Regions from separate parts of the Homo sapiens genome. Here region 2 is linked to region 1. Evidence: read pairs that join two places in POLR2A ChIA-PET (ENCODE). Cell type or tissue: PC-3. All regions are shown on one strand. Links, peaks and the distances in the headings refer to the core of each region. The heading gives the core; the rest is flanking DNA. Region 1 has its middle 70 kb from the start of C9orf57. Region 2 overlaps CEMIP2 (cell migration inducing hyaluronidase 2).

Region 1 (5,385 bases), core at 249-5,248:
AATGCACAACCTCCATAAACCAGCCAGAACCAGTCCGTAATCGGTGGTCTTATCAGGGGAAAGTTATTGAAACCAGTCTCTTGTCCAATCAAGGCTATAGTTGTGGCTGGTGCAACAGGGGTTCAGTTAGTCACGGTTGGCATGAGCTGCAACGTTTTTTTACTATTGCTTATCTCAAGACTAGCATTTCTTTAGCTGCTAGAGAAAAAGAAAACCCTTGTGGCAGTTAGAGCACAGTTTATCCTTTAAGTGTAGGAGTGCATGACTTAACGCTTGCCTGGCATAGCCTAGGTCCTGTTTATAATTTGGTATCTTATTGCCACAAAGAGTCTGTTCTATCAATCTTATGATCTTTATTTTAACATTAATGCTGAGTGGTAATGGTGCCATGCTGTTACTAGCCCCAGGGTACGGTACCATGCTTAGCGAATTCCCTATGCCCTACTCATATCCTTGTAAATAGTGCCTTTATTAAACTCTCTTTAAGCTATCCAGAGTATGTCATCTATTTCTCTCTGGAATTTTTTTTCTTTTTTTTTTTTTTTTTGAGATGGAGTCTCGCTCTGTCACCAGGATGGAGTGCAGTGGCGTGATCTCAGCTCACTGCAACCTCCGACTCCCTGGTTCAAGCAATTCTCCTGCCTCAGCCTCCCAAGTAGCTGGAATTACAGACATGCATCACCACGCCCAGCTAATTTTTGTATTTTTAGTAGAGACAGTGTTTCACCATGTTGGCCAGGATAGTCTCGATCTCCTGACCTTGTGATCCGCCCACTTCGGCCTCCCAAAGTGCTGGGATTACAGGCGTGAGTCACCACGCCTGGCCTTTCTTTTCTTTTCTTTTCTTTTTTGATGGAGTCTCACTCTGTTGCCCAGGCTGGAGTGCAGTGGTGCGATCTCGGCTCACTGTAACCTCTGCTACTTGAGTTCAAGCAATTCTCTTTCCTCAGCCTCCCAAGTAGCTGGGATTACAGGCGCCTGCCACCATGCCTGGCAAATTTTTGTATCTTTAGTAGAGATAGGGTTTCACCATCTTAGCCAGGCTGGTCTTGAACTCCTGACGTCGTGATCCACCTGTCTCGGCCTCCCAAAATGCTGGGATTACAGGTGTGAGCCACCGCATCTAGCCTCTGTGGGATCTTGACTGACATAGAAATTGCTACTACAGGTGGCCCCAGGAGAAAGACACTCAGATTGGGAATCTTGGTTTGGATAGTGCATTTACTTACTTGCCAGTGGTAAATGCGACACAGATAACCCCTGTCATAGGGCAGCATCATGGTTATTCACATTATCACTGTGTGGGCATGAGATGAAGAGCAGGAAGAGGGCAAGGCATTGGAAGATCAAGTACTGTGGCACTGACATTATGGTGATTAGTAATGATTATATAGACCATGGGACCACCTGGCTTCTTTTGACAGTGCTAGAAAGTATATGAAGAATAAAGGAAAAATGAAACTGTGAGTTTGCAGTTGAGATTGTAAGTGGATAATCAGAAAGCCTGGGTGGCAGCTTTTGAAGGATGAAGTGGCAGCTTTTGAAGGATGAAGTGTCTCCTATACTCACAGAGCAGATGACACCGTGGGCCACGTCCAGTTCCTAATGCTGAGCATTATAACAACATTTAATTGGGTTGCACACCAACTTCACTAGGCCTTTTCTGCCAAGGTGAGGGCACTGGTAGAGGAGTGGAGCTTAAAACAGGGGCTGGATCAATGTGGGTAAAGCAGAATTTTGAAACTCCAGACTCCCTTGGACTTCCCTAGCTATGCGAGGGAGCTCTGCCTCCACTATTTGAGAGAAGCAGTTCTTACCTACATAAAAATTTTTCAATACCTGCACCTGGGGCAGTTGTCACACAAGCTGAGGCCAGTGCCCCTCAGGACCTCCCTCCACCCAACACCTGCCCCTCATTACTACTAGGCCTTTACTGAAAGGAATTGCTAGTCCTGAAGTGAGTAGTGATAGCCTGTACACAGAAAGAAGTTTAGATCGGGATTGTACGAAACTGTATTGTCAGGAGCCTAGGGAGCCCTTAAGGGGTAGTGAATCCTAAGGATCTTAGACCAAGGAGAAAAAATACATGGCTTTATTGAGCCACACTCACAGAGATGGGTTGGGATTTAATGTATTGCATGGGCCACCCAAGAGTGACATTAATGATCTGCTAATTGAGCTTGAACTCATGGCCTTGGTTAATTGAGCTTGAACTCATGGCCTGGAGCCTTGAAACTCAGTGTGGTCTGTGGATCGGCAGCAGTGGCATCACCTGGGAGCTGAATGGAATCCTAGAATCTCAGAATCCACCCCAGACCTACTGAAGCAAAACTCTGTATTTTACAAGCCTCGCAGGTGATTTGTGTGCATATTAAAGGTTGAGAAAAACTTCTCTAGGCCTCTGATATAATGAGGTTGAAATATCGAACAGTGGCTTCCACACTGTGTTCCCAAACAACAGGGTTGGCATCATCTGGGAACTCAGAAATGCAAATTCTCAGACCCCACCCAAGACCTCCCGAATCAGAGTTATGGGGTAGGGGGCAGGAATCTGTGTTTTCACAAGCTTTCCAGGGGATTCTGATGCACAATCTTGTTTGAGTCAGTTTCATGACCTGCTTATGGCCTATAGTTAATTAGGTCAAAATGTTGGAACTTCCCTGGCATACCAAAGAGCAGTGCTTCTCTATTACAAACAACTACTCAGCCACCCTCTCATCTGCTTGTCACCAAAGCCGCAGGAAGTGCATCAGTGGGAAGATACCAGCCTGCTTGAAAAGGTGATGACTCTCCTTGAGAGGCCAGAGATAACCTTGGGGGAAATTGCAAAAGGACTGGGTTTTCTGATCTCATGGGACTATGGGATCCCAGAGGCCTGAGGCCAAATGGCAGCATTTAACTGTCAAAGACAGTTGAGTACACCAGCTACAGTAAGCCACAGAGACAGAGGTAATTAGAGATTTTTGGCCCACAGGCATCTGTGGCAATAACTAAATGATTATAGGATCTCTTGAAATGAAATCTGTGGTCACTACTGAAGTTCTTCTTGATATATACAGGTGAAAAAATTGGGGCTATACTGGGAAAACCTCAAATCTACATAATGGGAAATCTTGGCCTCTTAGGTCCCAGATCTTAGCCAAAGCCCCTCAACAGAGGGAAAGGGTGGATCCTTTGAGGACGGATGCTATAGTAGAGGCATAGCTGTTTATCATGAATGATCCATCTCCTCTTCCCTGGAAGAACTTACTGCCATTTACTTAAGAAACTATACATAGAGCAAAGAGAAATAACACACCCTCTCAGGAGTTACTAGATACTTACTCTGAACTGACATTTATCCTAGGAGACCTGAAAAATGCCAGTGGGGTCCACCATTCAGATAACTGGTGGAGTCTGGGCCCAGGTTCATCTTACGGTTGGTCCAGTAGGACCTTGGATCCACATTGTGGTTATTTCCCAGCCTTAAAATATACAGTGGGGCTACATATACTTAGTAACAGGCAGATGCCCATATTTGTTACCTATTTATGGAGCGAGAGTTACTATGGTAGAAAGGGCCAAGTGAAGACCCTGGAACCGCACCACCACCCTCCTTCATGATGGTAAGCTGAAAGCAATTCCCCATCCTTAGGGGAGTTGCAGAGGTTGGTGCCACCATTGAACACTTAAAAGATGCAGTGCTTTGATCCTTATCACATGCTCATTCAACTTACCTGTTTGGCCAGTGTAAGAGTCAGACAGGTAATGGAAAATGATTGTGTATCACTGCAAACTTAAACAGATGGTGATGGCAAAAATAACAATGATCTGGATGTAGTATCTTTACTGGAACAAATCAATACGGCCCTAGTGTCCATTTACAGTCGTTGACCTGTCATATTCCTTTCTCCCCCATTTCCATAATTAACAAAAATCAGAAGAAGTTCGTATTTTCAAGGCAGGGCAACATTATACCTTTACTTAGTTGTCTCCAGGCCACATGAACTCTCCTGGTCTCTGTTATAAAACAGTCCAAAGGGCCTGTAATCAACTTGATACCCTACATCGTGTCACTCTCATCTTTTACAATGATGACATAATGCTAACTGGAACTGGGGAACAGAAAGTAGCAAGTATCCTAGAAGTCTTAGTAAGTCACATTCATGCCAGAGGATAGGAGATAGAGTCCATGAACATTCAGGAGCCTGCTGTATGTGTAATGTTTTGAGGGGTGCAATAGCCTGGGGTAAGTCTCTCACTTTCTAAGAGTGAGAAGTAACTTGCCCTGCTTTGCACTGATCACAAGGGGGCACAACATTTTTGGGGCTTCTTTAGATTTTGGAGGCAACAAGCCACATTTGTGCATACTACTTGAACCCATCACCTAGGAAGCTGCGAAGCTGACAGTTTGGAGTGGGATAGAGAGCACGAAAGGGTTCTGAGGCAGATCCAGGCTGTGGTACCAGCTGTCTTGTCACTTGAGCCTTCTGACCCCACAGATTCAATGATACTCAAAATACCTTTGACCAACAGAGGTGTCTTATGGAGCCTCTGGCAATCCTCAATAGGAAACTTATGACCTGCTGGTGATTATTATCGTTGGAAGGTGGCTCTGGCTTGCTCCTGCACCCTGGTAGAGCCTGAAAGCCTTATCATGGGCTGCCCTATGTTTGTATGACCCAGACTACCTACCATGCATGGGAATATCCACTGAACCATAAAGCTGTTTACATGTGCAGCAGCATTCCATTTGTTAAAGCAAACTAAATACGGCCTGAGAAGGACTCCGTACTTCTATATTTGAGTCCTTGTGGATGAACTGTAACCTAGCTTAATAGTCAGACAAAATTGAAAACCTAACTTAAGAGTATGCGCCTGTAACAATAACTGAGTCTTGGCCAATTCCAGCAGCCATACTTCAACCACTCATAGACTGCTAAGTGTTCAAACTGTGTTCAAATAAGGCAAACACCAACCTGTAACCAATCCAGCTATTTCTGTACCTCACTGCTGATTTCTGTATGTCATTTCCCTTTTTTTGTCTATAAATCTTCTTCCACCATGTGGCTGCACTGAAGTCTCTGTGAATCTGCTGTGATTCTGGGGGTTGCCCGATTCGCCAGTTGTTCATTGCTCAATTGAACTTCTTTAAATTGAATTTGGCTGAAATTTTTCTTTTATTACATTTCACATGGAAGTGGGATACATGCAATCAACCTGCTTGTGCAGTTTACTTGGCTCCCGAACCTACATGAGTGAAGCAAACTGCACAAGCAAGAGGCCTGGCCTCCTGCATTGCCTGGTCCTCTGCTTCACTGCCCTCCCTCACCTCATACACATGGCCCCAGGGGAAGATTTCTGTGACCACTTGATGGAGGAAAATGGGTCTAGTTTACTGACAGG
Region 2 (5,385 bases), core at 255-5,254, 230 kb before region 1:
ACCAAGCGGGGAGGAAGGGTAGCAATTAAGAACAGCTAACACTCTCTGAGCAACCAAAAATAAAAATAAAAAGAGAGCAAAGTACATAGGCCTCTAGGTGGAAGTAAAGAACTAGAAGATAAACTGCAGAGAGATAGATTGTTCTTCAACCCAGAAAATTAGAAAAAAGGGAAAAAGGTCGTTGTACCTACCAGTCATTCTCTATTCCCTTCGGTTTCCTTTTTTCCTATTAATATTTCTCATATTTCTTTTTCTCCTTAATTCTTTTTATTGAAAAGCTGTTCTCTTTTCTCCCTTCCTTCCCAGTGATCCTAGACCATCCCCCTTCGCCCTTGTTCTCAACTGGCTGGGAAGATTCAAGAGAGGCTTCCAACCTGCTGGCAGTGACGGATGGCAGTGCAGAGGCACACAATGGCAAGTGCAGGCGCGTCACCAGCCTTGCAGCTGGCCTTCCAAAGAAAGAACCAAAGTCGAAGTCTGTCCTGACAGAGGCTGATTTAATTAAGGTTATAGCAAAGGGCAGAACTGCCTGTGGGCTGCATTCTCTGCAGAGGGCCAAAGACAATGCATTAAAATACTTCTCAGGAAGAAAAAACCAAGAAAGTTATGTTGGCAAAATGTTGAAAGGTGGGAAAAATGAAAAGACAACAGGGATGTGTTTGAAAAACAAGCAAAGACCTGCCAAAGTTCATGATCTAGTGATGTACAGATACCAAAATGCAATGACAATAGGAAACAGAAGGGGTATGTTTTGATGTGCCTTTCACACTAGAAATATTTCAAATGAATAATGAGATGCCCAGACTGAAATAATCCAAGGCTGTTCAATCCAGCATCATAGTAAAGTTTCTATCAATGGCAGGGCCAGGACCAGAACCCAAGTTGACTATTTCTTTCAACTGTAACACATAGCCTATTTTTAATATAACTTAAACCACTTGGAATAAAGCCTTTTCAAACAGGGCACAAGGTCAGCTTTGAGCATCTCTTATGAGAAAAGGGTTCTGCTAGACACTGGAGACCCAATAGTACAAAAAATAAACATGGTTCCTACATTCAAGAAGCTCACAGCCCAGCATTTGGGGGTAGAAAGAGTAGGGAGACAACACAAGTAAACAAGTAATTAAACTGAATGTTGAGGCAAAGAAGGTGGGCTGAGGAGGTGATTGCTTGAGTTTATTAAATCCCTATGAATGGAATAGAGCTTAATTTTCTAAAAGCCCTGGCAAATTTACTCACCCAAATGTGCACCACCAGACGATTACTAATATCTTTCTTATTTTGCATGTGTAAACTAAAGTCTACCACTGAACTCCGCCATTTAAATGACGACACGTTGCCCAATAGTGACTAAAAAGTATGGGAGGGAGGGGAGGGTGACACACTACAGAAGTCTTTCATATTCTTTGAAAGGGTGTCACCTGCAGGTGAGTTCCAGGCCAGAATATAAAACAGTCATAGTCCCTCTCCTCCTAGGCCACGTGAAACCTAAGCCAAACAAAAGGGCCATCTTACACATTCTCAACAGTTTCCTCTATGTTCCTCAAGACTCAAGGGTGCTACAGAGTCAAAAGGCAGAACTTCTAATGAACAAGTAATTACTCAGCACTAGAGTGGCAGCTGGACTTCACTTAGCCGAATAGGGATACACTGTGGCTAGGAAGAGGTGAACAATGATGTGCACCTGTAGTCCCATCCACTTAGAGGCCGAGGCAGTTGGATGGCTTGAGCCCAGGAGTTCAAGACTATAGTGTGCTAGGACTACTATAGAGCCACTGCACTCCAGCCTGGGTAACCTAACAAGACCCCATGCCAGCCCCGTCACCAAAAAAAAAAAAAAAAAAAAAAACTGGCTAGCAGCAGCATAACAGGCAAACAGGGGCTACGTGACAAGCCCAAGTGCTGCAAGCACTAACAGGAGGCAAGAAAAAACACTTGAAGATTAAAGCCAACCTCAGACTCAGCCAAGCCCTGCTCAAGCATATTTTTCAAATCCTCATATAAAGTTGATTTTATAGTGGTGGCACTGGTGGCATTAAAAAGCAATGTTAGTATGGGTGCAGTGGCTCACGCCTGTAATCCCACCACTTTAGGAGACTGAGGTGGGAGGATCACTTGAGGCCAGGAGTTCAAGACCACCCTGGGCAACATGGTGAAACCCTATCTCTACAAAAAAATATAAAGATTAGCTGGGCATGGTGGTGCATGCCTGTACTCCCAGCTACTCAGAAGGCTGAGATGTGGAAAGATAGCTTGAGCCCAGGAGGTGGAGGCTGCAGTGAGCTGTGATCATACCAATGCACTCCATCCTGGGTGACAGAGTGAGACTCCTGTCTCAAAAAAATATATTTTTTTAATGTTATGTTTTTTCAAACCACAACTTAAAAAAAAAAAAAAGAAAACCTCAAGAACTCATTTTTCTAATTCCTCCTGAAACAGGAATCAGGCATATGTCCCTGTGTTAAGCTAAATCTTTCCCATTCCTAAAATGTTAATAATTAACTTTCCAAACTTCATTGTATGTGAAAAAATGATTCATTCTTCAGGGAAGTGAATCACCATTACAGAGACCATTAAGACAACAGAAGGCTTGCTGTCTCCAAAGTGCACACCAATAATTAAGTAAGAGCCCCCAAATCGATAACAATTTCACACTGGAGGGGGACTTAATCTGACCTGACCACGATATCAAATTTATAGTGGATATTCATATGTTTTAAGATACTTACATGAAACTCAGTCAGAGGTCAATTCTTTTCTCATGGGCTCAATGTGGATTGTCTTAAATTTCAACTCTTTCAGGCAACAACATCCTAATGACACTTCTAACCAGTGGTAAAGCCTTATTAAAAAATATGAGGATTAAGAATGCCACAATCTCTACCAGGCAAACTTTTCACATAAAATTCTTATCAAATATTGAACTTTTACTTATTGTTCAAACTACAATGGACCCTTGATACAACAAATGTAAAAAGGTTTATCACTTTTCACCGTGTAAAGAAAATAAATGTCTTGTTACAAATCTGGTTACTAGGTTACCCTAATATTAACAATTTCAAAGCAGATTTGCCTTATAGATCAAAGGACTGATTTGTTGGGAGATAGCAATTCTGTGTTTTAAGACATACAGTTTATGAGTCTTTCACTTTTTTTAAAGACATTTTAATAAAAACCCTATGCTTAATTTATCTCTGTATTGCTCACAGCAACCAGTACAGTGCCTTGCACATCCTAGGAATGCAATAAAATAGTTGCTGAACATAGTTCCTGACAACCAATATTAAAGGCTTCCCAAAGCAAGTACCAGGAAAACAAAAGAACAAGCAAACATGACCTACAGCCATAAGTTTTGAAGAAGAAAAAAAAGAACATGCAAACATATTCTAGTATGCTTTTATTCTATGATTCACAAGCCAAATCTGAACAGGGTTTCCAGGAACTTGCTTCTTCTAAAAAATGTGCACATCTACAGTACTTTAAATTTCCATCCTGTTTATAGAAAATACAAGTAAAGCTAATGCTATTTTTACACTTAGTTCCTTATTTCCCAGAAATTTGTTACAAGTAACATCACCCCACCATCATGTGTAAGTAGTAGGCAATGAAAAAATATACATAGTGTCTGCCTTAAACCTGAAAGCAGTGACTTTCAAAGCCCAAATACAAATTATCTGATCATTAAACTAATTAAATTGCTAACAAAGCCAAACAGGAATAAAATAAGAATATATCTGAGAAAGAAAAAAAAAAAAGTGCTGACTGGAAACAGGGACAAAGGAGTTCTTGTCCCTGCTTGGCTATTAATTTACTATATGACCTTACCTAATTATTTAGCCTCTCTGGGTCCCAACTTCCTTGTTTTAATATTATCTTTGAGGTCCCTTCAAGCGACATGCTAAGATTCAGCATATGTAGCAGTGTCTAGAAAACTGATTTACATTCATTACCCCCCTCCCCACCGCACCCCTGGCAAAAGGGCACAGTTCACTTGATAGTTTTAAATATCTGAGTTTGGATTTCTATCAAAGGCAATTTATTAAAATGTCAGATGGGCTTAAGTCCATTTCAAGTGGAGAACTAAAGCGAGTATTGCTAACAGATTCGCCTAGACAGCAGCTGCTGCTATTGAGAGAATAGACTTTAACAATCTAGATGAAAATTATACCTCTTTACAAATGGAGAAAACTAGTAATGGGGATTTTCATACTCTCAAAAAGGCAGATGCATAGCTTTTCTTCCTTTTTTTTTTTTTCCTTTTCCATATTCATCATATTGAGAGAGAGGAAAACAGAAGGGCTAGCTTGGCTTGGGAGGCAGAGGGGAGAATGGATGTTACCGTACAAAACCAGACAAGACCTTTTCAATTGATGTACTGTACTAGACAGCCCATTCTTCTCACTAATGCTCACAATCCAAGAGAAATGAAAAGATTTCCTGTGGCTGGGATGGGAAGAAGCCTGGACAAGAGAGCAATACCATATGACAGTAACTAGCTTAAAAGTCTAAAGACTTGCTCTCAAGATGGGATTCAGATCATTCTGGAAAGGGCCAATAAAATGAAAATCTGTAGCTGAGACCTGATTAAGCTATGATTTATATCTATTTATAGCTTTAAAAAACTTTTGAAAGTACCTTTTGATACCAGACAGCATTAGCCTGTACAGTACTTTATCATATATTAATACATAGCAAACTTACTCAAATTGAATCCCCAAAACATTCCCATAAAGCATTTTAAAACTCCTTTTTCAGGTGAAGAAACAACGTGAGAAGGATTAGGGGATTTGCCCACAGCAAATGTTTAGCAAGTGCCAAGCCTTGTTTTAAATCCAAGTCTGACTTCAAGTCCTCCAATCTTCACCATTTTAAGATAGTACTTCTGACACTAGTTTTCAGTCCCTACTATTTTGTCTGATTTAACAAATTTTATTTCTCACAAAATTGCTCCCCCACCCCCAACTGTTCCTTCTCTGGCTTCTTAGAGCGTTCTGTGCGTAATTCTCCCAGACATGCACTTATTGGACCTTCTAATTGTTCATTTCCTTATGTCCGGGGCTAGGCTCATTTCTTCAATAGCAGAGATTGTCATCTCTCTAGTTGCAAGTGACACAGGTATCTTCAATCCCTGTGGCCTCCCGGGTTGCAACCACTTCAACTCCTTCTCTTTACCAACATGAATGCTCCACAAAGCAGGTGTTGCAATTGCTTCCAGAGGGTCTGGACCACAATAGGTGATTAATAAGTGCTAGCTGAATGGATGGTGGGTGGGTGAATGATGCAATGCTCATACATATTTTAGAGCACACATCACAATGCACACATTTACATACAGCACTCCATGTGAGTCTAAGACCATGAATTTGGTAGTGATTATTGTTTCTT

The links. Peaks named below come from ENCODE experiments on the same cell type or tissue, not always from the same donor. Only the 100,000 strongest peaks of a DNase experiment are listed, where the experiment ranks them.
Region 2: POLR2A ChIA-PET joins it to region 1 with 7 read pairs; 3 of 35 experiments call an interaction of 5 or more read pairs at or near these places.

The regions. Positions count from the first base shown.
Region 1 is chr9:71,987,884-71,993,268 of GRCh38, forward strand. No RefSeq gene overlaps it. Among named protein-coding and RNA genes, the nearest start is that of C9orf57, 70 kb to the right of the region's middle. RefSeq lists an enhancer at 2,028-3,227. In PC-3, for the core only: no CTCF peak of the experiment used is centred there; DNase peaks (open chromatin) are centred at 298 and 2,748; H3K27ac peaks cover 1,337 bases.
Region 2 is chr9:71,760,678-71,766,062 of GRCh38, forward strand. The region is part of intron 1 of CEMIP2 (cell migration inducing hyaluronidase 2); the gene reads right to left. Among named protein-coding and RNA genes, the nearest start is that of CEMIP2, 5.1 kb to the right of the region's middle. RefSeq lists an enhancer at 2,425-2,569 and a cis regulatory region at 2,490-2,503. In PC-3, for the core only: no CTCF peak of the experiment used is centred there; a DNase peak (open chromatin) is centred at 5,234; H3K4me3 peaks cover 2,139 bases; H3K27ac peaks cover 2,050 bases.